7 separate regions of the Mus musculus genome follow, and all the other regions are linked to region 4. The links are chromatin loops, found by intact Hi-C in ENCODE. Cell type or tissue: heart. All regions are shown on one strand. Region 1 has its middle 8.1 kb from the start of Olfr455. Region 2 holds the start of Tas2r126 (taste receptor, type 2, member 126). Region 3 has its middle 2.5 kb from the start of Gm24611. Region 4 overlaps 2010310C07Rik (RIKEN cDNA 2010310C07 gene). Region 5 holds the start of Casp2 (caspase 2). Region 6 has its middle 12 kb from the start of Tas2r144. Region 7 has its middle 2.3 kb from the start of Gm38798.

Evidence for each region. A loop is a pair of places that touch in the nucleus more often than their neighbours do. Peaks named below come from ENCODE experiments on the same cell type or tissue, not always from the same donor. Only the 100,000 strongest peaks of a DNase experiment are listed, where the experiment ranks them.
Region 1: it touches region 4 in a loop (2.4-fold over the local background); 3 of 42 quality-filtered maps call a loop at or near these places.
Region 2: a loop joins it to region 4, with 3 times the contacts of the local background. A loop is called at or near these places in 4 of 42 quality-filtered maps.
Region 3: a loop joins it to region 4, with 1.9 times the contacts of the local background. A loop is called at or near these places in 11 of 42 quality-filtered maps.
Region 5: it touches region 4 in a loop (4-fold over the local background); 5 of 42 quality-filtered maps call a loop at or near these places.
Region 6: it touches region 4 in a loop (2.9-fold over the local background); 9 of 42 quality-filtered maps call a loop at or near these places.
Region 7: a loop joins it to region 4, with 6 times the contacts of the local background. A loop is called at or near these places in 12 of 42 quality-filtered maps.

What each region holds. Positions count from the first base shown.
Region 1 is chr6:42,545,127-42,549,126 of GRCm38, reverse strand. No RefSeq gene overlaps it. Among named protein-coding and RNA genes, the nearest start is that of Olfr455, 8.1 kb to the right of the region's middle. In heart, no CTCF peak of the experiment used is centred here; no DNase peak of the experiment used is centred here.
Region 2 is chr6:42,431,872-42,435,871 of GRCm38, reverse strand. It overlaps Tas2r126 (taste receptor, type 2, member 126), which reads right to left and starts at 1,337. Exons shown (of 1, transcript NM_207028.1): 1 at 411-1,337. The coding sequence starts at 1,337. The coding sequence ends at 411. In heart, a CTCF peak has its summit at 2,121 (motif pointing right); a DNase peak (open chromatin) is centred at 1,291.
Region 3 is chr6:42,338,273-42,342,272 of GRCm38, reverse strand. No RefSeq gene overlaps it. Among named protein-coding and RNA genes, the nearest start is that of Gm24611, 2.5 kb to the right of the region's middle. In heart, no CTCF peak of the experiment used is centred here; a DNase peak (open chromatin) is centred at 2,092.
Region 4 is chr6:42,379,954-42,383,953 of GRCm38, reverse strand. 2010310C07Rik (RIKEN cDNA 2010310C07 gene) reads right to left here. Exons shown (of 4, transcript NR_045169.1): 4 at 3,396-3,966. Among named protein-coding and RNA genes, the nearest start is that of Epha1, 8.7 kb to the right of the region's middle. In heart, no CTCF peak of the experiment used is centred here; a DNase peak (open chromatin) is centred at 1,673; H3K27ac peaks cover 696 bases.
Region 5 is chr6:42,263,060-42,267,059 of GRCm38, reverse strand. It overlaps Tmem139 (transmembrane protein 139), which reads right to left. Exons shown (of 3, transcript NM_175408.4): 2 at 3,555-3,816; 3 at 2,505-3,332. The coding sequence starts at 3,799. The coding sequence ends at 2,933. It overlaps Casp2 (caspase 2), which reads right to left and starts at 2,075. Exons shown (of 11, transcript NM_007610.2): 1 at 1,863-2,075. The coding sequence starts at 1,936. In heart, a CTCF peak has its summit at 2,352; a DNase peak (open chromatin) is centred at 2,149; H3K4me3 peaks cover 2,541 bases; H3K27ac peaks cover 2,174 bases.
Region 6 is chr6:42,225,535-42,229,534 of GRCm38, reverse strand. No RefSeq gene overlaps it. Among named protein-coding and RNA genes, the nearest start is that of Tas2r144, 12 kb to the right of the region's middle. In heart, a CTCF peak has its summit at 2,108 (motif pointing left); no DNase peak of the experiment used is centred here; H3K27me3 peaks cover 22 bases.
Region 7 is chr6:42,582,007-42,586,006 of GRCm38, reverse strand. No RefSeq gene overlaps it. Among named protein-coding and RNA genes, the nearest start is that of Gm38798, 2.3 kb to the right of the region's middle. In heart, a CTCF peak has its summit at 2,283 (motif pointing right); no DNase peak of the experiment used is centred here; H3K4me3 peaks cover 448 bases.

The sequences.
Region 1 (4,000 bases), 170 kb before region 4:
TGGTAAACTAACATTTGAGTATACCAGAGCTCAAATTTCCAGAGTGATCCTCATCAGTATAATGAGAATAATTGCTGACCACACTTATACCTCTCTCATGACATGCATAGTATATGGCAAACTGCACATAGACTAGTGTGCTAGCTGTCTGGAAGGAATTTGAAACTTAGTATATTCTGACTAAAATTCCTGATTGAGTTTCTAAACCTTTGTCTATATGAAGCTTCCTATTATGAGGTAACCATACCTCCCCGCCCCCCACACCATATCCAGACCATTAGGAAATTCTAATTGCAATAGCTTTAAAATATATCATAATCCAACATTTTTCATGAATCTGCAACTAATCCGATCCAAGTCATTTTTCTACCCAGATACCTGTAATAGAATTTCCCAACCTCTCTCCCCCTGAGTTCTTCCCTAGTCCTTTAAGATCTACTCTACTCTCAACACAGCAATGGGAAGGAAACTTGAGTGTTATCCCAGCCCTCAGTCTTCACATAAAAACCTAGTCCCCAGTCTCTCACAAGGTACTCTCTACTGGCCACTCACCACCCTCTTGCCCTATGTCACTCTTCTGAAATGCTGGTTTCATCACAGTGCCACAAGCAGGCCAGGCATGTCTGTTTCCCACTCCACGGCCTCTACAGAGGCCTTTCTTCTGATTCTCACATGTTCCCCCATGCCCACAAGGTTGACTTCTCTGCACCAAATAAACCTTTTCACATCAGCCCCTCTAAAGTTCCATACCAGCCCCCACATTTTCTTTCCTCTTCTACTTTTCCCTATTAGATTTATCAGTTTTGAATACAGTATACAATTACCTTAACATAATTATAGTCTATTTCCTTTCCCTAGAATGTAAGTTGTATACAGGGAAGAATGTTTAACTCTTTTGCTATCTGATCATCATCACCAAGTTCTTAGGTCAATACCTGGAAGCACACACTACCCTGCAATAAACATTTGCTAACCTAATGAATAATAAATTGAGAAAATTAATTAGAATCAGTCCACTCTTAAGACCTATGATTCTGGTGTACATATGGTCATGCAAGATAACGACCAAGCCTTCAAGAGCATGTATTCAGTTCTCCTTTTTTTAGGGTGTCCTGCATACATTGTCTCACTAACATACGGTTAAAAGAATTACATAGATTAGGATTCTTATGGCTATTTTCGGAGGCCCTCACACATGTGTGGGAGCTAGGGGATCCATTCAGATATCCTAGTTCTCATTGCTGAAGCTACTATAACATTAAGACATCTTAGCCCTGCCCAGTGCCTGGCGTTCTGCAGCGCAGTCTGAGCTGCTGCCTGGACTAGTGTGTACAGACGGGAATTGACATGATGACAGAGAAAAAACACTCTAGGGAAAGTGAGATGCCAAAGGGGAGGACCATGCTCTGGGCAGGTGGGCAGTTCAAAATAGGAAGTCATTTCTCTCTGGACAACTACAGAGTTGTACCTTTGCCAAGCTCCACCCTGGTTTCCAACCTTGAGAAGGGACTTTGTGGAGATAATTAATCACAGGATATTTTTGCTCTTGCCTTCCCATTGGAATGGACTAGTGTACTCCTTTCTTCCCCCATCTCCTCACCCCTCCAGGGACATAAGGCAAGCTAAGATTATAGCTCTAACCAGACACAATTCATCAGAAACGCCTGTGACAATCCCCCATCTGGGTTTGCTGTTTCCCACTTCTCATTTCTTCATGCCCATCAGCATCACCATCTCTTGTTTGTCTCCCTGTATCTCTCCCTTTCTCTTCCATACCTACCCACTGCAACCTCCGCTTGCCATTTTACCTGGGATCTTGCTAACCTCTAGAGACCATGACCTGAGTCACTTCTCCAACATCCTTAAGCCATCCCTTTCTGAACTCAGGTAAGAAGGCTAGTGATGGATTCCATAGGCAAACAAAGATAAAGAAATACTGAGAGAGAGCATAGGGATAACAAAGTAAAATATGTTCTGGCTAGAGTACGAAGATAGCATTGATAAGGCAGGCATCCATTCCATTACTCCATCTTCTCTCCATCAGATCTGATGCCTCTCTCCTCAGGATGTTACACAGCACACCAGTTCAGTGTGCTCTCATCTTCAGAGCTCTTCCATTCTGGGTACATTGAGGTACAGTATGAGGAAACTATAGATGCCAGGACTGTCTGATATGCTTCCATTTTATTTAGTTAGTTTAATTATGTGCTGCCCTTTTGTCTCTGCTGCCCCATTCACCATTAGGAGAAATTTTGTGTTCCTATGTGAATAGAGGCTTTCATGAACAGATGAATCCAGCAATGCATGGGTCCCACAAGATAATTTGTAAGAAGACAAAGGAAGCACACTCCAGTTTTTAGAGGTAGAATAGAGAGTATTCAGGATGACCAGGTCTAAGGTCATTGATCAGCTTTATGAAATTCAAAACTTTACCACTTACAAGAGCAAAACAGGAAAGATTCCATTTATCCCTCCTGTTTTGGAATGAAATCCTCAGGCCTTGGACCACATCAACCATAGACCTTTCCACTGCAGAGAGTGTAGGTCCTTGTCAAAGGCTGGCCTCCAGCAGGCTGAGCATCCTGCATTGATCTCATTTAATCTAATCATTAGCTGTCTTCTTATAAATTCTGGGGTCAAATTCAGACTAAAAGGAAGTAGGCAACTGGAAAGTAGGGAAGAACAATCTGTTGCATCAGTGGTCAGAAAACAGCCAGGTGATTCCAGGGAGCCTGGGTTCTCGGGGACACTAAAACACTTCCCTCGGAAAAATGCTCATCACAGAAATAAGCATTTTTCTTTCCCTACAAGGGCTGACCTTTTTCATTTGTCTGGTTTTATCTCAGTGAATCATAAACATGTCCTGGCAATAGTGAAATAGTGTTGGCTCCTCTCTCCATGCATCTATGCTACCCACTGTTTACATCTAACTCTGTGGCCAGCAAGGAACAAGAAACCATCTTTTAGAAGGAGAGTCTTTCAGTTTTACAAGGTAGCCCTCTTGCTGTCTTGTATCATGAGGTATAGTTTCTAAATCAGGAGTATTTTCAAGCCTGTTAAAATCACCTTCATAGAAAACAGTAATTGATTTAAAAATAAATTTTGGAAATGAACCAGTTTTCTTACAGAGCAAAGATATTGATACTTTTCAACTAAAGTAATGATCCCTGGACCTAAGATACTTTTCAAAATTTAACAACACAGTGATCACTCATTTCCTGTGATAGAGTTGACCTTCAGAGTGTCAGAACTGGGGCAGTCTCTGCACCAGACAGTTTTTATGTGGAACATTAAAGTGCTCGGTTTTGAAGCTTATCTATCTGCCTCTGGAGGAAGCCTGTGTTAAAGACATTCATTAAAATGGCTGCTGTTTCATTCAGGGAGAGAATCTCTTTCAACACATCAAAGGCAGAAAGCCAGCTCTACAGTCAGTAGGACTCCTAGATTTTCATAGTTCAAAGTTCCTATCCAATTGAAGGTAAGAGAGAGCAGGATGCCTGGAAAACATCCTCTTCCGAAAGTCCTAATCCCACACAATTGATTTTTGGAGAAAGGAGAACAATGCATGGCAAGTATCCAGGGTGCTTTAAAGAGACAGACTCAGTACTGTATCCTCTGAACAGACTCACTCAGTACTATATCCTCTACACAGACAAACTCAGTAATGTTGAGTCTGTTCCCCTGAATCATCAGGAAGCATGAAGTCTGGGAAATATTAGCCTAAGATCATGGTAGCATGTTGACCCAGAGCTGGACAAGGTCAGCCATGTGCCTACCATTTTAAAAAGAGTTCATGAGTAGTCATAGAAACTGTCAAGATCACCTCATCTGCATTAAATGCATTAAATACTTCACAAAATGCAATAATGGGGAGAAAGCAAGAATGTCTGTGTAAAACAAAAATGTCTCTGTTGATTCATTTAGCTGCTCTTAGGGGATAAACAGGACACCAAGAAACTAACAAGAGTTCTTAGACTCACAAAAAGCCTTTGACAAGATA
Region 2 (4,000 bases), 52 kb before region 4:
TACTCTGCCTCAGGGACACTTGCTTCCCACCCATGTATATCCCAATGCAGCAGTGACACAAAGTTCTTTTACCTCCCCAGTGGCCAGCCAGATGAGATGATTCAGTTGATCAAGACTATTCCCTAGAGAATGAATCAGTAACAAAAGGAAAACAGACATGAAAGGAACAGGACATATTGTACTTTGCACTTAGATCAATACTGGTCCAGGATTCGGAATTTCCACTTTCATAATATCCTAAGGTAAGGAAGGACACTCTGTATTTTCTTCTCCTCTTTCCCAATGAGGAACCTCACAGTATGACCCCATGCCTGCCTACAAAGACATTTCCACGTAGATGAGCTCACTTCCAAGTGAAGTTACCCTCACCTGAGTCTCTTCAAAGGCTCTAGATAAAGAGACCAAGCCTTCTAGGCCACCCAGAATCCCCTGGCCAACAGGAGTAGCTGCCTGAAGGTGCCGCGGAACCTGAGATTATTGGTGATGAGGATAAATGGATGTACAGACATGCAAAAGTAAAGTATAATTTGCCAGGGCCAATACCACACATTATCTGAGGAGATGAAGACTGTAGCATCAATGATCATGGACACAAAGGACACCGCATAAAGAACCAGGAATGAGATGAGTGACTTCAGGGCTCTGCTGTGAGCCTGGACGTTGGGGTCTTGCAAGCTGTGGGTATTGTGCTGCATTCTTAGCGAATGCCTTCTGAGAGAACTGATCAACAGCAAAATTGAGACCAGAAAAAGAGAACAAGGAATTGACATGGTGACAACTTTCAGAGGCATGAAATAGTCTATTTCCAGCCTTCTGTTCCACTCCTTAAAGGTTGTGTTCCCAGTAAACTTTCTCCTTAAGAATGCCTGATATATAGTGTGGTTTCCCCAAAAGAACAGCAGAGTTACAATGACGGACACCAAGATAGAGCCCAACAAGAACCAGGGCACCAACGCTGGGAATCTCCACTTCAACCACAGGAAGGCAGGATGGGAGAAGTTAGCAATCTTGATACAGAACAGGACGCTGAGCCAGGTACAAAACCAGAAAGTGGCTGAGTTCAAGAAGTCCCAGTGAAGACTAATGAGCTGCCGGGCAAGGCTCCCGGAGTACTCAACCAGATGGAGGAAGTAATAGAAACTGTTGACCAATCCCACACACTGCTGGAAGAATCGGGAGGTGCCCAAACTGAAGAGGATCATGTCCGAGGGGAGCAGCCTACCACGCAGTAGCCATTCCCTGCTCAGCATCAGCACAATGAAGCCGTTGGCCAGGATCCCCAGGAAACAGAGCAGAACAAAGGTCAACATGAAGAAAACTGATAATGTTGGTAGCATTTCAGTCCCTCCTCCTGTCACCACTGATTGCCTTGGTTCCTGGCCTCCTCCCTGCCCCTACCCACAGTCCCTGACACTCCCTTCTGGAGACAGGAGATAAATGGTTGGATTCTGCATGTGAGCCAGAACTTCAATGTGAAAAATGCTCAGGCAGTAGATAAAAGGTGTGCTTTTGGCTCAGATATGATGCAAATATTTCCCGGGCTCGGGTACCATGGGGCAGCAGCTGCTCATGATTTGCCTTCTCTGATTTTGCCTACATGCTGCCATGCTTGCAATAACATCAGTGGGGAAGGTATTTTAATCTTGGTAACTGAGTTCCATCATTCTTATCCCATCATTGCAGGTTGTGACCACTTGCCTCTTCCTATTAGGTGTCAGTAGGTAGGTAGGTAGGTAGGTAGGTAGGTAGGTAGGTAGGTACATAGACGCATAGATATCTGGCACAAGGAGATACCTAGGAAAAATCGTGACACTAAAGAAGTCTTTCTTATCTGAGTTTCCCTGCCATATATCTACCCCCACTCAGGAATAGCCACTCCTAAGTCAATATCTAGGTCTACCTCTCTACCCAAATCTCTACATAAAGCCCCTATGGCTTCTATGGATTAAGTAATTTATAACCATCTAAACTGCTCTTTTTCCAGTGAAAGAACCTATTTCCTTGTGGCTGCAGGACTGAATGCCTAGGTCTCCTACTGGATATTTGTTGGAACACACAGGCTATCATCAGTATTTGCCACGTAGTCATATTTAAATATGGCCACTGACTTATTTCATTAGACCAGCAGAGGGAGGCATGAGCAAGATAGAAATAACACAATCCTAGGAATGTCACCCTAGCCTTCTTTGCCTGTGTTATTAACTAGAAACACAAAGCACTGTTACAGAATAAACAACACGTTGGACTCCTTTGATTAGACTCAAGTCACAGCTCTTATCCACTTCAAAAGTGGGGGATCACAAAGTCACAAAAGTCTGGGTTGGTATTCATGAAGGCCACCTTAGATTTGTCTACCACAAAGATACTTGAGAGTCCCCCATCTACTAGCACAAACATTAAAGGGACCCCTACTGGAGCAGGTTGAAAAGTAAAACCATTTTAACGTATCTGTCATCTCAGAGAGTTACTTTTTCAATTACTTTTATGTGTGACAAGGACACATAAGATCTACTCTTTCAGCAAGAGGCAAGTGTATACTCTGGTATGGCTAGCTGCTGTCTGTCACACAGCTATACATTCAGCCTCCAGGACTGAGTTCTTAGCTGAATTTTTGTACTCTATGACCAACATCTTTCTCTTCATTCCCTTATCCTAGATCCCTAGTAACATCACTGTGATTTTGACTTATTTTGGTTATTTTAGGTCCCACAAGTAAAGTCATTTAGTGTGTGTCTTTCCTTGTCTAGAATTCTTTGCTTAGCTTAATGTGTTCTAGAACATAATGCCCATTTGTGTTGTTTCACATAGTAGTATGTCATTATTTAAGGCTGAATAATATTTTATACTGGTTATATAACTTATTTCTTCATTCATTTACATATTAATACTTTCTTAGGTTGCCTCCATGTCTTGGCTACTGTCACTGATATTGTAACGGACATGAAAGTGCTTATATCTCTGATTTATGATTTTACTTCCTTTGGGTATTTGCTGTTCTGGTTTGAATATGCTCGGTCCACACCAAAACTCATGCTGAACATTGGTTCCAGTGTAGCCATATTAAATGGTGTTGAGAACTTTCAGAGGTGAGAGTTCATTAAGAGAGGTTTTTTTTTTCATGTACACTCGCTCTCTAGCAGGACTAGCAAGGATTGGTTTCCTTGAACAACTGAAGTGATGGCAGTGTCTCCCTGACCTTTTGATGTGGGACTGTCTTCTGCATCCACCCACTTACCTCACATGACACCTTCCTTTACTAGAAGCTCCGCAAACACCAGAGCCATAATCCTGAGCTTCTAAACTCTGAGAAGGAATAACCCATTCTTTTTAAAAACTACCCAACATAAAGTATTTTGTTAGAGTGACAGAAAAGAAACTAAGATATAACATACACCCAAGAATGGGACTGTTGAATGATAAATTAATTTCTCTCTCTCTCTCTCTCTCTCTCTCTCTCTCTCTCTCTCCTTCTCCAGTAAACATCTATATTATTTCCCAAACTGCCTATACCAATTTACATTTCAACCAGTACATACAGGAACTTGTTTTCTCTGCCTCCTCCCCACCACTTATCTCCTTTTGGTAAGCACTAACAGGTGTGAGGTAATGCTTCTTCATGGTTTGATTTGCATTTCTCTGAGTCGATGGTGCTGAGCCCATTTTGAGCCCATTTCAGACATTTCTTGTCTGTTTGTATGCCACTTTTGAAAACTATCATCATCTCAGATCCTTTGCTCACATTTAAATCAGGTTGTTTGGGGATGATTTTGCTATTGAGCTGTATAATTCCCTTACAATTTTCTTCTTTCTTAGTGAAGAAACCATTCTTCCCACATTGCCTATTCTTGGCACCCAAGTCAAAGTTCAGTTGCCTGCGTGTGTGTAAAGTTAAGTCTGAGCTCTCTGTTGTGTCTGGTTGGTCTGTATATCTGGTTTTATCACAGTACCATGTTGTTTGCATTCTTTTGGGTTGGTTACTGGAAATTTACTGCGTTCCTTC
Region 3 (4,000 bases), 42 kb after region 4:
ATACCACCTAAAGGTCTCACTACCACAGAATAGTGCACCCAGCTGTCAGCCTTACCTTTATTTTATTTTTTTTAAAGAGTTTATTTATTATTATAATTAAGGACACTGTAGCTGTCTTCAGACACACCAGAAGAGGGCGTCAGATCTCAATCCAGATGGTTGTGAGCCACCATGTGGTTGCTGGGATTTGAACTCAGGACCTTCAGAAGAGCAGTCGGTGCTCTTAACCACTGAGCCATATCTCCAGCCCAGCCTTACCTTTATTATATGGCCTTTGACATTTGTTTATACCATTCAAACAATACTGCAAATGCATGAGAAGTTGAGAGCACTTAGGATGCTGGGCCTTGAGGGATACCACTATTTGGTGGCTAGGTAGAAGAACAGTGTGTCCCTTCCTCAGACTCAAGTATGACCTCCATTTCCCCAGTTTCCCATGTCCTCTAGCAGAGGAGAATAAAGAAGACTCTCTCCTCTCTACCTTCCTGTGCTCACAGCCTTCCCTTTGTTCTCTGGCTGGAAAACATCAGAGTGCATCTCATTAAGTTCCCTAATACCATTTGTGGCAGTCCCTTAAGAAGCCCTAGCTCTTCAGTTCACCTTACATCTTACTTTCTTGCTCAACCCCTGAACCTTCCAGTTGGATCTGGAACTCACAGGCGATTCTTAGCAAAAAGGATTCTCTCCCTTTCTGCTCTAAGCTGCATCTGCCTGGACACACCTCCTCTGAAGCCCTGTCAAATAGCTGCAATGTTTTTCTATCACAGCCTTTGTGCCACTAGCACTGACCATGGAACAAACGTCTCTTTGGACTCTCACTGCCATGTCTAGACAATTTCCTTTTGTTCCTCCCTAATATCCCCCAGCTTTGAACATCATGTCATCAAACTGTGAACTACTTACTGCACGTACTTGCACAATCCTTTTTCATCCTGGACCATCACTAGAGGATTACTATGTTCTAGTTCACTTTCAGTCGTTCCAAAATGTCTCTACTATGGGTGTTCAGACATTTTAATGCTCTTGTAGACAATTCTTTCCTGGCTTTGTTCCTTTCATAGCTTTACCCATCACCACCACTTTCCCCACAAAATATAATAAAAATGTAGATCCACATTCATACTGAGACACTATTTTTATTACTATACTTTCAGGACCTTTTGTTTGTTACTTCTGTGGGGGTGTCTCACCTTCATGTACATTTGTGTACTGCTTATATACCTGGTGCCCAAGGAGGCCAGAAGAGGGTGTCAAATTCCGTGGAACTGGAGTTACAGACTTTATGAACTGCCTCTGTGTACTAGGAATCAAATTCATATCCTCTAAAAGAGCAGACAGTGCTCTTAACATCTGAGTCATCTCTTCACCCCACAATATACTTTCTTCAAATAGTATGTTTAAAAATCCTACCATTTCAATGAACAGCCTACATTTTAAAATTTATTAGTGAAATATGTCTTCTTGGTGCTAACTCATGAGAATTCAGTGTAATTGGCACTATAGCCCATTAAAAAAATATTATATGTCCTTTGTTAATTACATATATGAATTCAATGTATTTCGGTCATATACACTTTTTACACCTCTTTCTACCTCTTTCTGGACACCTTCAAACCATGTGTCTCTTTTGCCCCTTCCTCCTTTTTCTTCTTTTTTCCCTCCTTCAGTTTACAACTCACTGAGTACAGTCAATACTGCCCATATGTCAGAGTGTAGTAACGTCCCCTAGCTCATGGGCCACACTGCTACGGAGAACTGAGTCAGTCCCCTCAGCAGCCATTGCCTGCCCTGAGTCAGCAGCCATTACTTGCCCAAAGCTCCTAGTTAGGAAAAGGGTCTTGTGATCCTCTCCCCAATAGTACATCAATTGAGACGTGAAATGGAAATTTCTGGTTTCTTTGTAAACTCACTTGTGTCACGTGATGTTTTTCTAGAAGCTGTCTTGTGTGAGAGGACGTTTTGCTGAACCAGACACTTGACTGGGCATGTGATGTTTGGAAAGAGTATAAGTAGAACTCCACATCCAGTGAAAGGATGTTCTTGCCTTGCCTGACTTCATAGAGAGAAACTGGTGTTCCCGCTGATCCTTGCCAATTCTGCTGACTCATGCTCATTCCGTGAAGCCTTGCAGTGTCTGCTGGATTGAGCTGCTGCTACTGATATGTGTTTCGTGTTTGCTATTGGACTGGACTGCTGCTTCTGATTTGTATTGGTGTTTGCCATTGGACTGGACTGCTGGTCCTGACAATAAAGAATGGAATCCTTCCAAAAAACTACTTCTAAACAGGTCCACAAAAACCTATAAACTTTCTTTTGACCCTACCTCTGATCAATGGGCTAGAAGAGAGGTTGAAGCGTTGAAGAACCCTGAATAAAGGAGTTTTAGGAAAACCTAAGCCAGGGGCTAGAGCGATGGCTCAGCAGTTAAGAACACTGAGTGTTCTTCCAAAGGTCCCGAGTTCAATGCCCAGCAAATACATGGTGGCTCACAACCATATGTAATGGGATCTGATGTTCTCTTCTGATGCGTCTGAAGAGAGCAACAGTATATATACATAAAATAAATAAATCTGAAAAAAAAAGAAAAAAACCTAAGCTTTACAGAGACAAGTCTCATTTTTTGTCTATTCATTATTGACACATTTCGAGTAGCCTTGTCACAGTACAGCTCCAAATAAGTGGCCATTACTTCACTCTGGAATTCTAAGCTTCTCTTCATCCTACCACTTCCTTTTATATTCTAGTCACTCCTCTTCTTTTACTTTAACTCAGATAATTCTTGGAACCCAAGAGAAACAATCCCACTTTCCATTGTCATGCTTCTGTATCAGTTTCAATTCCTTAGACAACTGATAAAGTTACTCTCTTAAATTGGCTCCCAGTTCCTTTATGCGTCTCTCTTCCTCTTTGGTATTTGCAAAACCTAATCATAGGCTAGCCTTCACTCTATTACCATGCCTACACCCATGCATTTCAGCCGAGTTAGAGAAAATACACAGGCCTTCTGACTAGGCCTTCTGTCATGAATTTAAAAATTCATGACAATAAACTTCAAGTGCCCCTTGGCAATTAATTCTGTTTCCTCATAAGCACTCCAGTCTATAGGAAGACTTCTAGACTTCACCTTTACTCATTGTTCTTCAGCCTCATTGTCTTAGAGTTTTACTGCTGTGAACAGACACCATGACCGAAGCAACTCTTGTAAGGACAACATTTAATTGGGGCTGGCTTACAGGTTCAGAGGTTCAGTCCATTACCACCAAGGTGGGAGCACAGCAGCATCCAGGCAGGCATGCAGCATGGGGCTGGAAATGCTGAAAGTTCTACCTCTTGTTCTGAAGGCAGCTAGGAGAAGACTGGCTCCCACATGGTTAGGAAAAAGGTCCTTTTTTTTTTTTAAGATTTATTTATTTAATGTTATTAGTACACTAATTAGTAGCTGTCTTCAGACACATCTGAAGAGGGCATCAGATCCCATTACACATGGTTGTGAGTCACCATGTGGTTGCTGGGAATTGAACTCAGGACCTCTGGAAGCGCAGTCAGTGCTCTTAACCACTGAGCCATCTCTCCAGCCCCAGAAGAAGGTCTTAAAGCCCATGATCATAGCGACACATTTCCTCCAACAAGGTCACACCTTCAAACAGTGCCACTCCCTGAGCCAAGCATATTCAAACTACCGCACTCATACAACTGATAGCCTTCCTTCTGGTTTCACTGAGGAAATCAAACTAATTGAAGGATCTTCCCCAGCTACACCCTCTCCCACATATCTGCCAAAAGTATTCCTTGACCTCATCTATTCATTCTGTTCCAACAACGTAGACAAGAAACACTCCTACCTTGGAGCCTTGCACTTGACATTTCTTGTGCCAAGTTTGTTCTTCCACAAAGCTAGGCATGGTAGGACATGCCAATAATCTCATATCATATGGTTTGTCCTAAGTATACATAAAGGTCACCCTAGATAGGCACTGACAAGGAAAAAAATCCATCTAGA
Region 4 (4,000 bases):
GGTGTGCCATTTTTCCACGAGGGATTTTGACATTGTTTTGAGTTGTTTTCCGTTCTCAAACTTGCACAACGACAGCATGGGAAGAATTTCAAGCTGCAAAGTTAATAAGAGAAGGCGAAATCAATTATCATAAGAAGATGAAAGGCAAGTAACGAACGGGTTAGACTTACGTGCCTCACCTGCACAAATGGAACCTTTTGGTGGAGGCCTAGATTCAGAGCAAAGGCAGCAGCAAGGCTAGCACCGAAGGAAAGAACCAGAAAGATGCAGAGAATCACAGAGTACCCTTCACTTCCATTCCAGCCGGTACTGGAGAATTCAAAGCTCAAATCACAGAGCAGAAGCACAGGCTGAAACACATGGCTAAAAGAGCAGCCAGCAGTCCCAAGACACAGTCAAAGAACAAAAGGAAAGGGGAAAATGTCAGAGTTTGGCTGAAATTTCTCCTTGCTCAGTCCTGCTATTAGGTAACAAGTGGCAGGGGAAACCTCAGGCCACACTGCTCTTTTTTCTTTTTTCTTTTCTTTTTTAAGATTTAATTATTAAAAAAAAAAAGAAGAAGAAGAAGCGCTGGTCGTGGTGGCTCACGCCTTTAATCCCAGCACTTGGGAAGCAGAGGCAGGTGGATTTCTGAGTTCGAGGCCAGCCTGATCTACAAAGTGAGTTCCAGGACAGTCAGGGCTACACAGAGAAACCCTGTCTCAAAAAAAAAAAAACAACCAAAACAAAAAAAGATTTAATTATTTATTATAGGAGTATACTATAGCTGCCTTCAGACACACAAGAAGTGGGAGTCAGATCTCATTACAGATGGTTGTGAGCTACTATGTGGTGGCTGGGAATTGAACTCAGGACCTTCGGAAGAGCAGTCAGTGCTCTTAACCACTGAGCCATCTCTCCAGCCCTGATACTGCTCTTTTGAACCAGTCCTTCCAGGAAAACTTTACTATGCCATTGAGTTAAAAACTCTGTGGGGAGATAGAAGGCTGCTTCCCAATCTATACCACCCTGCAAACCTTCACAAATATCTTCTAAGAATCTCCCAACACTCTGCTCCTAAGGACATTTAAGACTAGATCATAGTTGTCTTTTTTCAACTACCCCCTTTCAGACCTTTCTAGAAAGCCCACCTCTTCTGATTCTCCCCATGCAAACCCATTTCTCAAAACTGTACCTCAGTGTTGTACCCTGCTTAGAGAAGCCAAGCACATCATCATTGTGTTTATTTTTTTATTTTAGGTGTGTAAGCGTGCGTGTGTGTGTGTGTGTGTGTGTGTGTGTGTGTGCGCGCGCGCGCGTATTATGTGTGCAGGAACCCACAGCGATCAGAAGAGATATAAAATCCCATAGAATTGGAGTTAGAGATGGTTTGTGAGCTGCCTCATGAGTTCTGGGAACCAAACTCAGGTCCCTGCAAGAGCAGTAAGCAGTCCTCATAACTGCGGAACCATCTCTCCATCCCCATCCACTCTTGTTTTTAAAGCATTTTCCTAGGGTGAAAGAAAGTCATTTCAGCTTTCTTACTTTCACATTCAGATGCATTTTAAAAATAAAACACCACAACTGTCAGCATGATGCTAGGAAATTGTTAACATCCGTCACCTCCACTGCTAGCCAGCCAACATGTCCTATGACACACTTCCCCAACAACCGAAATATGAGCCATTGTTATTTCTTTCCTGAACTATTTACTCTGGCCAGCCTCTGCTCGCTACCTCCTCTTCCTTGACTCAGACACTAAGGCTAAGAACGTACATCTAAACAAAGGGCTTCCGCGTACAGAATTATTGCTGATGCTGATTTACAGAGTAGGATGTTCTGACTCCACAAGTCAGTCCCGAGGCCAGCTCTAGCCCACACTGTTGAATTTCTCTCCCCTTCTCCTTACTGACCTCAGCCTAGCCCACCACACAGCACAGCACAACACTTCTTGGACAGATGTCTCTCTCCTGGCGTGTGCTTATCAAGCTTTGCCTGCCCAGGCCTGAAGTAGCGTCTGCATCCAACTGACTTGTCTCCAGTCCCAGCATGCCCCACTGACAACCCTGCTTCAAGGATTCTCCTTTCCAGTTCTGCTCAGGCCACAGATCTCCTCGTGTGCCACAGCCTCCTGCCTAGCCCTTGGCAAGGCAACTGTCCCTCCTGATAGCAGATAGAGCTTGTTCCCACTCTTGGACACTCTGGTCAAGCCCCACTCTAGTCTACATCATAGTCAACTCCTCAAATAATACATTTTTCCTTTTACCTGTTCTATCTCCTAGTATTTCTTACCAGATGAAAACCGTGTCCTGCTACTTACTAAGGTACTACCTATCTTCTTCTCTTCCTCCTAACAAGTAGCAGTGAAGCCAGATGTGCAGGGCTTTCTGTTTTCCTGTTTGCTGCTGTGTCTCCAACACTTAGAGCAGGGTCCAGTCTACCAGAGGAGTTCAGTGCATTTCTGTTGAATGAATAGTTACAATGCCAGGGTGAACGTAAAAATCACCTTTTCCATACATATCCTGCCAACACACTTCCCACACTCCCTCTGCCCCCCTTTTCTGTCTCTAACAAGTGGCCTTTCATATGAGTGCAGCGATTGGCCACAGATGTAGCAGGATCATAGAAATCTATGGAATCCATCTGAAAAAGGCTCTCAGACACAGGGAGGTTAGTTCAGGGTCTCCCACCCTTTCCACCAAACCTAGTAGCTTTAAAAGTAAACAACAAAAACTAAGTACTTCAAGCACCCAGGACTTCAGGGTTCAAACCTTCCTTTTACTTTATTATACTGGAATTCCAAACAAGGATGGAAGAGAGGGAATGACAAAAGAAAAAGGAAGGAGGAATGGAAATCAGTAAGAAAGGAAAGGAAGTGGGGGCATGTGGAGGAAGAAAAGGAACGCTACATTTTTGTAAGTCGATGCCTGGCTCAGAGGTTAGTTAGCATGAGAATACTCCAACCTTGTAAACCACTCTCTCCTGCGGAAAATGGAGCACAAACAGCCAACTGTGTCGGCCCTTTTATCTCAGCAGGCACTTCCTCAACCACCAGCTCTCTGCTCTTTGTTGTATTTGAAGCCATCGGTTCAACAGTTAAGCCACTTCGCAGAAAACTCCTTTTCTTCCTGGCCTGGTTGGAAGGCCGTTCTTACTGAGATGAGGAAATCAAGAAATCTTTCTACCTCACAGCCTACCCATCTTTATAATCATGCTAATATGTGAAAGTCCTACCACTAATCCAGTCCATTGAAAAGAAGTGTTTACCTGGTATTCTCTGATTTTTGTAAACAAATTTCAATGGCTGAAATACCTGGAGCAGCTGCAGTTACCAACCTTGATCACTAGGTGGCTCTCAGACTGTATGGCCTGGTTTGGCGAGGAAGGGATAGATTTAGAAAGTTGTACATTGGTTTCTTACCAACAGTTGTTATTGTCTTTATTTGCAAATATGTATGCATAGGTGTGTCTATAGAATAGTAACTTTGAAACTGTATATAGAATATATGTAATTTATAGTATGTATAGTAGTAACTTTATAATAGCATTTGGAATATATAATGTAAAATGCATCTGTAATAGTATATAAAATGTGTTTATAATATATAGTATATATAACAGTAATTTATAACAATACCTTTCTAAGGGAATTAGAAGAAATTTGTGACCATTTGAATGAGATGTCCCTCATAAGTCTCAGATATTTGAATAGATAGATGCTCCTCAGTGGGTGGCTATGTGGGACGGATTATCAGTGCAGCCTGAGGAAGGATGTCACCAGAGCAGACTTGAGACTTCAAAGGATTCGCACCAGTTCAAGTTCACTCTCTGCTTCCCGCTTCCCGTTTGCTGTCCAAGATGGGAGCTCTCAGCTGCTACCCCAGCTAGCCGTGATCTGCCATGCAGACTCCAAGCTTCCGGAGTCTCCAAAATAAAATCACTTCTTCTGTAAGCTGCCTTACTCACACCACAGCAAAAGAAAGGTAACTAAGATAAAATTTTAAGTTATCTGTTAGAATTA
Region 5 (4,000 bases), 120 kb after region 4:
TATCAAAAATATCTTACATTTCCATGATAAACTAATACTAAAAAGTGATCAAAAATCCTACAAGGTATGGGTAAGTGAAACTGAGTGAAAGCCACAGAAGGTAGATACTAATGGTGAACACGGTATAAATTGTAATCACAAGGACAGTGTAAGCAATGGTTAAATTATCTTGGTAATTTAGTTCCCAGCAATAAATGTATTTAAAAGATTCCATAGTTTTTCCTCTCAAATTTGTAAAGAGACCTGCTTATGCTCAAGAATGGTGAATACCATTTCCAATATACATCCTTTATGTGTCCAATGAATCTCCCTGATCTTATTTAGTATGAAAAAATGCTTAAGTCTGATGACAATGGAGTGACAGTGTAACAGTTGACTTTATACATCAGAGATTTTTAGATGAATCCCGATTTCAATGCAGGTAAAATATAGGAGCACAAGTAAGCACCTTCAATCACTGAAATACCACGCACTGGTCGAATGCCCCTTGTATAAAGGCTCCTTTAAGTCCTTTCAGGCCACAGTTAGATGGAAAAATAGGGTCCTGAGAAACTGCATTAGCAAGAGGTATTGACGCAGAGTAAATATTCAGAATGTACCTGCTATTTCAAAATTCACTAGAATTTTAACTGAGGTTTTAAAATTCATGCTCTACATGAATTTAAAACCTCAGTTAAGAATCACCTTACAAGACAACACAGTAATGGGGATAAATACAGGACCTTGGTTAAATTAAAATGAATACAGCAGCTGTTAGCTGGGTTTATCATTAGGTATATAATGAATGGTAGAGCAGAGTTCTTAGGTCATTAGGAAGATCCATTTCTTAAGCGGCTTCATTTCCTCGACTTCCACTCTACTGCTCTCTCCAGTTTCAGTTGGCTAGCCATGTTCCGGTTTCCTGTAGAGGGCACCTGACCTCTCCCCCAACACCTCATTCTCTTTGACAGGACTAGACCAGGAGACCAAACTCATTTTCAGTTTCTGATTCTCTTGCCTCAGGCATCAGGATGCCAGGATTACAGCCTTGTAGCCTTTAAATGCTGGCCCTGCACTAGGACACCCTTGCAAAAAAATAAAGGGGAGGGGGCTTTTCTCTAGACAATTGCATCCTCAGGTACAATTTACTGACTCCAGTTCTAAATCCTCTTATGTCCCAGGCTTGAATTTTTAACGAAGCAGTCGTCACCGTGTTTTATCTGAGGCTCCACCTACTCCGCACACCTGCCACTTCCTTTTATCTCAAACTACCAGGCTTAAAATATGAACTTTCCCGAAGTTTCCAGTCACCTGGAATTTTAGGGCACCCATGAAAAGTGGAATGGAGAAAAAGAACACCGAGAGGTTTCTAACGCTTTGATTCCGTGTCCTGTAAGAGTTCCCGTTTCTATATTAATGTTAGAGGTCTGGACAGGAAACAATAAAATTGTGTCGTCCTGTGCAATGTTTTCATCGAAACTGACGGAGGAGGCGGAGAAACGGGAACCATCTAATCCTCTCAAAGGATTCAAATCCCCCAAACCTGTGTGGAACTCTCTGACAAACATCTATTATATGAGAAAGCAGTGCAGGGCACGAGATAGTCAATCCAAGTCAAATGCGCCCAAGGCCGAGCTGCGAAGTCTCTGGTTTTTAAAGAGAAATGAGTTTAAGTCCTCAGCTAAGAACTGGAAGGAAAAGCCGGAGCATCTCTGGAAAAGGTGAGATGCCGCAGGCGAGAAGTAGCGCGGGACGGACAAGATCGCTCTCATAGACTCCTCTGCGCTGGACAAAGGGAGGCTGCTGCAGCCCCTGTACACGCGGCACCAGGCCAAGAAGCCGCGCCGCTCGCCTGGCCGCCTCCCCTCCTCTGCCCTCCTCACCTGCTCCTCCTGTCAGCCGCCATCAGCCCCTTCCTGTGCAGGGAGGACTGCGACCTCCCGCTCGGCGCCGCCATTTCCAGCTTTTCCCGGGCTGCACACGCACCACCCACAAAACAAACAAACGCTGGGCCGCGCCAGCCCCCGCATCCCTCCCCCAGCCTCCCACCGCGCCGCGCTTGCGCACGGCTCCGCCCGACGCCAGCAAGCCCCACCCACGCCGGGACATGCGCAAGCGCACACTGCTCGCTGAGGCTCGCACAGCCCAATGGGAAGAGAGGAGGCGCTAGAAGGAACGGGAAGGGGCGGGAAAAGAGCGAGGGTTCTCCTACTCGGGGACCTGATTGGCTATCGATTCCCGCGGAAACCGCAGCCCCCTCCCCTGGTTCCTCCGACCCCTCCTGAAGTAACTACAAGAGACCAAAGGGGCTGGGCTTCCCTTGTTATCCTTGTTCGCCTTGAACTTCCAGGGCCAGGATGCAGGGAAGACGGAAAGCACTAGGAGGCGCTCTTCTCCCAGGCTGGGGCAGCTCGTGGTCGCGCTTTTCCTACACAAGTGTCCTCTCATTCTCTTATCTACCAGTTGACAAGGCTATAAAGTAATGCGGATTGCCTGCTTGGTATTGAAAACAGGAGGCACTGGAATTGGAATTTGATTCGAGTTATTTTTATGTTTTTACTAGCATCCCGTTCTTGTGCAAACTATTCAGCTCCCCTCAACCTTAGAAGCTCTCATTATCTTGGTAGGTAATACCCCATCAGGAATCTCAGGGAGACTTGGTGTCTACAATAGAAGAAACACAGCAGTCACTCAGAGGTATCCCTCCAGCTTCTCTTGGTAACTTATCTCTTTCTCATCTTCCACCTTACTCTGGAAATACTGGTCATCAGATAGGTTCCAGAATGTTTCCAGAAGAATCTAGGTGTGCCATTTATCTGTGAACGACATGCCACAGCCCGACTCCCCGCTGCTTTGAAGGCCTCGATTGTGATGTCCGGGTAAAACCAGTTTCTGATCCAATAGACACTAGGAAATGCTGGGCAAATGAGTGCACAGGTTCTGAGGGCACCACTTAGGGAAGTATCCATTTATCTTCATAGAAAACACTGTCATCATCAGCATGAGCAAAACTGATTTCATAGGCAGGAGGTGGAGTACTAGGCTCCAGTTTGGGGGCCACTCTCATGCTTTGCAGATCAGGAGCAGTGGCCACAACTCGTGGACCCCTAAGTCGAAGAATTCTTCCAGGGTTTCCTCTGGCAGTCATTGTCCCCTCTGAGCCCACTCGCCTTTTCAGACTGCCTGTGCTGGGACTGTCTGGTTGGCTAGGCTGTGCCCCCTCAACTCCTGGGGATATTATGATACTGCTGTAAGGGGGTGGTTGCTCCAGCTCTTGGAGGTGGCTCTGTGGTTGTGAATCCATCACCTCTACAGCCTGTTCATAGGTTGGCACCTCAAAAGCTCCATTGTCTCTGTGGGAGAAGAAATATGGTCGTTAGTGGGTACCTGAAAGAAGACCCCCTTTTTCTGTTCCACCATTCTTGCAAAAGACCTCTCTATTGTCTGCTGACCATTGCTCTTAATGATACCAGTGACAGAGGAAAGCAGAGTCTATGCTTAAGAAAGGATGGGCACAGAGGGAACGAGGGCCTTGCGTGTCTTCCCGTCATCCTGCCCATCTCCCATCGACTCACTGCGCTTGGCCTGAGGCCTCTGGATTCTCAGTCTGCCTGGAGCTTGGCATCGATCGGGAGCATCGTTCCATAACACAGGCCAGGAGGCAAGCAACAAAGCAAAAGCCAGCCAAGCAGAGGAAGAAGTAAGCAACAGGGGCGACATCAGACTGTATGACCAGTAAAGCCAGCCCCAGGAGGAGGGAGGCACTGCTCAGGAAGAGAAATGGCTGCTTCAGTTTCCCCAACAACTGTCTTGGCACCATGGCCCCTCCCAGGGCACCTGCAGAAAGACACACAGTTGTGTGTTAGCTAGTGATCAGCACTGCAGTAGTGCCAGACCCCAAAGTAAAAGTATTATGCTCTTCTATTTGGATTCCCAGTGTTCAATTCAGTCTGAAACAAATGATCTTCAGGGCCTCTGGCAGCTCCATTATTGTCTCCTATTATTATAGGTTATTGCTTTG
Region 6 (4,000 bases), 150 kb after region 4:
ATTGTTGCAACAAAAAAAAAATGGCACTGAACTTTATACATACTATGTTTTTTCTACTGTAAAGTTTAGTTTGTAAAAGTGGCATAGAAGAGGTTAGCAAATATTAGTGATAAAATAAAAGTTATGTGAATGTGGTCTCTCTCTCTCAAAAATCTTATGATATACCACTCACCTATCTTCTGGTGACAGGGTAACTGAAGCTGCAGAAATTAAGCTGTGGGTTCATAAAGGTAGCTAAGTCTTATTGCTGATTTAATATTCATATTTCTGGTTATTAGTGAGCATGGTTTCCTGACCCACAGGATTACCACCACCTGTAGATTGTGTGTGTGTGTGTGTGTGTGTGTGTGTGTGTGTGGGCGCACACACATGGACATGGACATTCCCTTGTAGAGTTCAGCTAGTTGTCTCTTGTTTAAAGATATAGCCAGTGACCCTTGCTGTCACTCATTGCATACTCAATGGAAATCCAATCAGTCTTTGTCTCATGCATGGCTAGAGCTTTTGAAATGTTCTTTAATAGGTCACCTCCAACTCTTTGGCTATAACTTTAACTTCATAATAATAACTTTATTATTATTAACTTTTGAGGCAGAGTTTCTATTAATCTTGGCTGGCTTCAAACTTGTTATGTAGTTGAAGATGATCTTCCTGCCTCCACTTTACAAATCCTGGGCTTACAGGTGTGCACCTCCATACCTGGTTTTATGCAGTGCCTGTGGCTAACTTCCAGGACCTTATTCATGTTAGGCAAGCACTCTACCAACTGAGTTATATCCTCGGTTTTGTTTTATAGGCTTAAAGTCTTTATTTTTTCTATCCATGTGAATTTGTGTTTGAATTAATTAAAAGCCTGGGACCTAACTTTGTCTATCTGTGAGCTATGACTCCTGTGCAGTCCCTTTAATAATCTCAGCTTTCTCACATCATTCACACTTGTCATAAATTTCTATGAGTAAATGAATCTGCTTTTTCCATAACTTCTTATGCTTATTTTGTAACTCAGCTTGCTTCAGTGTCTGATGCAGATATCGCTTCCCTTCTTCTTTTACTTCATTTTTAAAAAATTGAAACACATTTGTCAAATCTTATATTTTAATCAGTTCCACTCCCCCAACTCCTCCAAGGTCCTCCCCACCTCCCCTCCACCCAACTCCACTCTCCTTTCTGTTTAGAAAACAAACAAAACAAACAAGTTGTAACTAAAAAAACAAAACTAAAGAAAAATAAAACAGTACACATGCACACAAACAGGCAATCACATGTGAGCACACAGGAAGAAATAAGCCATAGGAACACAGAAGCAGAAACCATAATATACAAGCAAAAGGCCAGTAAGAACAAAAAAATATATATCTACAAAAAAACATTGAGTTTATTTTGTCATGGCCGTTTATTGATGAGTGTGAGGCCTGTCCTTATGTGTGGTTTGTAAACCCAGTGAAATTCCTTTGGAAAAAAAGTTAACTTTTCCTTTGTAAGTGTTGCCATTTGGAGATAGTCTCTTAGTTGTGAATGGGAGCTGATGTCCACTTACCCTCTCAGCACCAAGGGAGGATTGGTTGATGTGAATTTCTTGTTTCACTGTAGCACTGTTTGCTCTTGCTTCCTTCATCTGTGGAATGCCTGGCCTGTGTCTGATATAATATCTGGTTTACACCATTGCTCAATCTGTATCTATAAAACGATTTGAATGGATTTATGATCGCCGTTCACAGATTAGGTGGGCAATGTGATAATGGAGGACATCTTGCCTTCTTTCAGGAGAGAAGGACAGCAAAGGCCACGAAGTAGATCCCTCAGGGACAGGTGTGGCTTTGGATACATTTTTTTCCCACAGCTCACCGGGGACTAGTCATTCCGGAGCCAGAACAGCTTCTATACGAGGCCTTGAGAGATGGCCGTACAGAAGAGCCAGGATCTGGAGTTTCCGGGGAGAATTTCAAAGGAAAACACAAAAACTTTCATAGTAAAAAGTTTACAGAAAGGAAAATAAACTCCACCAGTTTAATTCGTGTATTTGAATTATGGTTTGCTCAGTGTTGAACTTGTAACAGAAAAGGTTTGTGCTAAAGAAATGACTCGATCGCCATCTAGTGGCCACGCATCCAATCGTCACCATGTTAGAAACTGCATGGAAAAAAAAAACGGTCAACAATCAATAAAGAAGTATGCAAACAATCAGTAAATCCTGTGTAAAAACGAGGAAACCAAGTCTAGGAGGAGCTGAGTATCTTGCTAACACCACAAATATTATTATGCTGGACTGAAGAAAACGTTATCTCTGGAGATGCCCTCTGTTCCTGTTTGGAAGGAAGCTAGCTCATCTCCAAAACCCACTGAACAGATCCTGCTGGTAGTTTGAATTTTGCCATGCTGAGAGTATTTACGCAACGAAATCACCAAACTACACACTGGTTAATCTCTAAAGTTAAACTTTGATCTATAAGAGAGTACTATACTAGTGGGCATCATTTCAATGTGGAATGTGGTTTGAGGAGAGGAGTCCAGAGGAGATGTGCATAGAAATGGACAGAAGAAAGAGTTGTCTATCAAGAGAGTTTATGGAAAGGGGCATGGAGAAGACACAAGGGAGGTGGTAGGAAAGAACGAATATCCATCACAGTTTAGATTTTATGGAGCTTAGTCATGTTTCCTGTAAATACTGGAATGGTGTCCCATGGCAGGGCATGATGGCACACACTTTTAATCCCAACACTCAGAACACTGAGTCAGGAGGACCCCTGTGAGACTGAAGCCAGCCTGGTCTTATAGCAAGTTCTAGTCCAGACCAGGCTACATAGTGAGAGCCTGTCTTGCCATACCCCCTGCCTCCACTCCAAGGGATAATCAAGGCTATATTAGAGACGATGTTTATATTTTTTCAGAGGAGTGTTTTGGTGCATTTCAGCTTATACTTCAAAGACTAATTTTGGGACCCAGTTCATTTTTATAGAAAGTAGAAATTTATGTGAAGTCCAAGAACCCATAAAAATCTTTAGCTTTAGAGACACAAGAGATACTGAAATATCTGAGGTATTTGAAGTATAGTATTCTCCCTCAAAAGAAAATGTACTTGTAATTTCCCTGAAAGGCCTTCACCGATCAGTTCTGGCAAAATGTTAATGGGAGCTGTAACAAAATGTCCAAGATTAACGATTTAAGGGAGGAGATAACTATTCTGGTGTGCAGTTTCAGAAGCTTCTGTCAGAGGTCACTCCATCCCATCACTGTGGGCCTATGGTGTGACAGTGTCATGGTTGAGAGAGACGTATGGAGAAGAACTCGTTTCATTGTGGTTAGAAGAAGGGTGAGTTAGAAAGGTGGAAGAGAGTGTGGAAAAGACCAGGGTCCCAAATACCCTTCAAAGACACAACTCCGTTCACTTACGGTTGTACTTCTTCCAAGCAGGACCCTTCTGGTCTGTTCAGCTATGAACTCAGCTGTGTATTTATCCATGGATTAAGCCCTCATAATACAATAATCCCTCAATTTCAGCACTGTGTAGGAATAAAATGGTTAACACCTAAGCCTTTGGGGGACACTTCAGATCCCAAGCAGCACTTATTAAATATAATACACAGTACATGAGTACAGTATGATACACAGGCAGGAGTGCAGCATCTCTTCTACTTTTCTGTATGATTGAACATATCCAAAATCAAAATTACAAAGGAGCCAATTCATCAAGCTCTTTAAGTGATTATGTTGGCTAGGGTGTATAAAGAAAAACAAAAAACCCATCAAGAGCGATCAAGAAAAGAGTGAGTTGAGATGCAGCAGAGGGCTTTCCCCCACCCTCCTGCCAGTGGACACATCTATGGCAATCAAAAGTCTCTGGAGGATTTTCAGAAGGTGATGTGAGTGTATGTAAGTTGTGTGTGTGTTTGTGTGTGTGTGTGTGAAAGTACATATGTAGTTCAAGAGCATATGGTTATATATGTTTCCCGATAATAAAGGAATGGCCTAAAAACAAACAATGTAGCAAAGGTTGTTATTG
Region 7 (4,000 bases), 200 kb before region 4:
ATACTAAATCAATAACATAGATCATTGGGTGCTGTCTCCACTGTCCTTATCTGAATGAATATACTAATCCTTTATGTTTTTATGTTTTGTAAAATTTTCTACTGAGAACTGACTTTCATCTCTACATGGCTGAAATGGGCTGTCAGCCAAGAGATCCTGATACCCCAGCACAAATTTAAGCATGAATACACAAATGGTCAACCACAGCCCTTGACTTGCTGAATCCAGTGACTTTACTACATATGCTTAAAGATTTAATTAAACCTGCCAATCACTGCACTTTTCTAATGCATGACAAAAACAGAGTTGGGGCTGGGTGTGGTGGTGCACGCCTTTAATCCCAGCACTTGGGAGGCAGAGGCAGGCAAATTTCTGAGTTCAAGGCCAGCCTGGTCTACAGAGTGAGTTCCAGGACAGTCAGGGCTACACAGAGAAACCCTGTCTTGAAAAAAAAAAAAAAAAAAAAAACAGAAACAACAACAACAAAAAAAAAAAACAAAAAAAAACAAAAAAAAAAACAAAACAAAAAACAGAGTTGGGAAAGAGTTTCTTTTTAAAATCATGGCATCTATGAATCATATGAGTGTAAAATTGTCTTGTATTAGCATTATCTTCACACATATGGGACTCTGTAAATAAAAGTTGACAAGCTATTAAAAAAAAAAAAAGAAGAACGGTGTCTCCTAGGACATTTTTCAAGAATCTTGATGTGGTAGTGACTCAAGCTCCATGACTAGACTCAGATTGTCTTATTTACTAAATCAATAAAGTATTGCTTTTGCTTCTGTTGATTTGTGTTTCTTTTACTGACAAGTAAAATATTGTCCCTTTCTTCAAGAACTCCCCTGCCTGCTGCTTGAGAAGTGTGGCACCCGTCCTCTCTCACAGAGAACCTTCTCCTGAATATGTGCTCCTGTGTCCATGTCTTTCTTTTGCTCCTATGACCTGGGTTCCAGCGTGTGAGGACAGTTAAACATAAAATAGCTTACGTCTGATGGAAATGTTGGCCAGGATGATAAATGATTCAAAGAGTACCATTTATTCCTCTCATTGTTGTGACCAAGTATCTAACAGAAGTGACTCGAAGGAGGAGAAGTCTATTTCTGTTCATGATTTCAGAAAATAAAGTGCATCATGTCAGGAAAGGGGATGCTTGGAGTTGCAGGAGCTTGCTCTCACCTTTGTTCTTATCTTAGCAAATCTGAAACAGAGAGAACAGAAAGTAGAAATAGACCATAGCTCTCAAGGCCCACCCAACCACCAGGAGTCTATGACTTTAAGGTAGGTCCAAAAGTTCTACATCCTCCCAGAAAAAGGACCATCAGCCTATGGCAAGAGCATCTGTCTATCCATATCTCTAGAGCCAGGGATGTAGCCCAATGATACTCACTTGCTTAACATGCAAGGATCAAGGGATGCTTGGGATCAAATCAAGAGTCTTCAGCGTGTTAAACAACTGGACACCACTGAGCTACATCCCAAGTATCTCTCTTAGAAGAGAATACATGTCCAGCCACGTGTCACGACTAAGTAAGTATATGGTCTTATGGTCTATAGTCACATATATATAAGTCAGTATATGGTCTATCTACAGTCACATCGTGCAACTGTAAAATCTTATCACTCTTAAAATTGTCTATTTAGTGTTTTCTTACTCCACTCGACTGTCCATTTCATTAAGACAAGGGTGACACCTGTATTTCTCAAAGTTCTATCTCCAACATAACACAGTGCCTAACACATAAAAAAGCTTTCCACAGGTACACGTGGTTGTGTTAGATTGTAGAAGAATGATTAAGGATCCCTAACTCGTGTCCTTACAGAAAACTACCCTATTTGCTGAAATTCAAAACAGTCTTTACAGGGTACTCACAGCAAAACTAATATTTCTCCTATTCTCTTCTGACTAATAATAGCTAACATAACCACATTGACGGTCAGATTGGATGACCAAAAAGTGATCTGCCATTTCCCACTTTCCACATGCAAGATTTAGTTCTTATGAGAATAGCTACAGCAACATTTTGTGGGAGATGAAGTCAGAAACTTTCAAGGAAAATGATTGACTTTTAAATACATTCCCCAAGCTTCCATTTCTGGGTCTCTGGTTTCCTTCTTGCCAGCCCCTTTCCTTCTCCATGTCATTTGAATCCCACCAAACATTAACTTTAAAGAAACTCCGTTTTCATCTAGATATTATGACCAACCCCTTTTTACTATATATAGTCCAAGAACATTCCTATAGGTTAGGAGGAGTCCCCAAATTTCTGTCAGCTAAATAACTTGGGCTCTTTCTTGTCTCGCCTCCAGGTGGCGCCCTAAGTCCAGGCTGAAATTTCAGCAGCGTCTGTACCTCCACCCCACCCCCATCCCCGCCCCGCCGCCCCACCCTCAGATTGAAGAAATAAAATGAGTTCTTTTGCAAAATTCTATCATAGTGTTTCAAAAACAGAAGGAAAGGAGCCAAGAAGCCAAAAGCCTGCTCCAAATAAGTTACAAAGAACAGGAATAGCCATGAAAGGTCGGTGAAGTACAGGAAAAAAAGAAAGTTTCAGGGTGTTGAGGAAAAAAAGATATCAGTGATCAAATCAAGACCTGGACACTGCCTGCTACAACTCTGTCCTGGGAGACAAGTTGCGCCTACTTATCTAGTAGTAGCAGTAAATAAACACTCTTTTGATTGGATCCGGGGCCAGCAGCATAGGAGTGCTTATGCCTGGTGTTTTGAACACGGTCCATCAAAACCAATGGCTATGGAAGTCATAGGCCCTAAGGGAGAACCCAATGACGCTTTTCTAAATGGTCATGTTGTCAAGCTGCCTTCCAGATACTTATGGTTTTATCCATAGATTTGTGCTGCTCCGAATCTTGCTCAGAGGAATTTCTTATTTTAGTGGGTAGTGACTAAGGCAGAGATGCATTACTGTTGTTCCGAGTGCTGAGAGTAAGTGATTGTTCATGTTTAGCTGTAAATAGGACGCTTGAATCAATCCTTCCATGCCAAGGCTCGGGAAACATCATGGAATGTGGTGTTGAAAGAATGTAAGGGCCAGGGGGTGAGCAGGAGTGTTGGGAAATGCTGTCCTCTGGACATGACATGCCTGTTGCTCACATAAACTCAAAGCAGCTGTGGAGACCTACACAGGGCTCACACAGGATCAAACCCAGCTAAAAGTTACTAGCTGAAAAACTATTGGAAGTTGAGGGAGGAAGGGAGTTGGATCAGCTCCTGAGGGAAGGAGAATCACTTTTCTGAGGGAGAGGTGTGGTCACTGGTGAGTTCTCTCTTTACAATAGATGACTCTGTGCCCATGCACATAAGAGAAAGACCAGTGGAACTCAGTGTGTTAAAAACATCCATTAACAGATTAAAAACTATAAAAGAAGGACAGAAAACAGGGAGGAAGATGTGTAACCTGGGAGAAATTGGAGAGAGGGAGAAATTAATATACTCAAGATACAGTGTGTGTGTGTGTGTGTGTGTGTGTGTGTGTGTGCATGTATGTATGTATGTGATTAAAAATAAAATTTAATATTAAAAAATACAGAGAAACTGGGTTGGAGAAGCAGGAGAGGTCCTAGGAATGTAAGTATGATACCATTTTCCTACCTCTAGAGTCACAGAATTTACAGATTACAAGAAGACATTCTATTCATTTTTTTTGTTAAATTTTGGGTTCCATAGTGACATTTTCCTACAAAATTATCTGACATTTTGTATTTATTTACTCCCTTGCCAATAGTCTTTATCTTTTCTCTCACACTTTTACTGACCACCCCCCCCCTTCCTCCTCCTAAGTGGTACTGGCTTCTGTTTCTTGACCTGCACATTTCATTACCTCTTTTACCCCCATCACCTTTCCTTCTTCATACCCTTTAATAGTTCCCTTCCTCCTTTCATGGCCTGACTGCTCTCCCTACCCCCCGCCCCCCCCCCCCACACACACATACACACACATACATTCTTAGAGAAAACACACAGTATTTTTCTTTTAAAGAC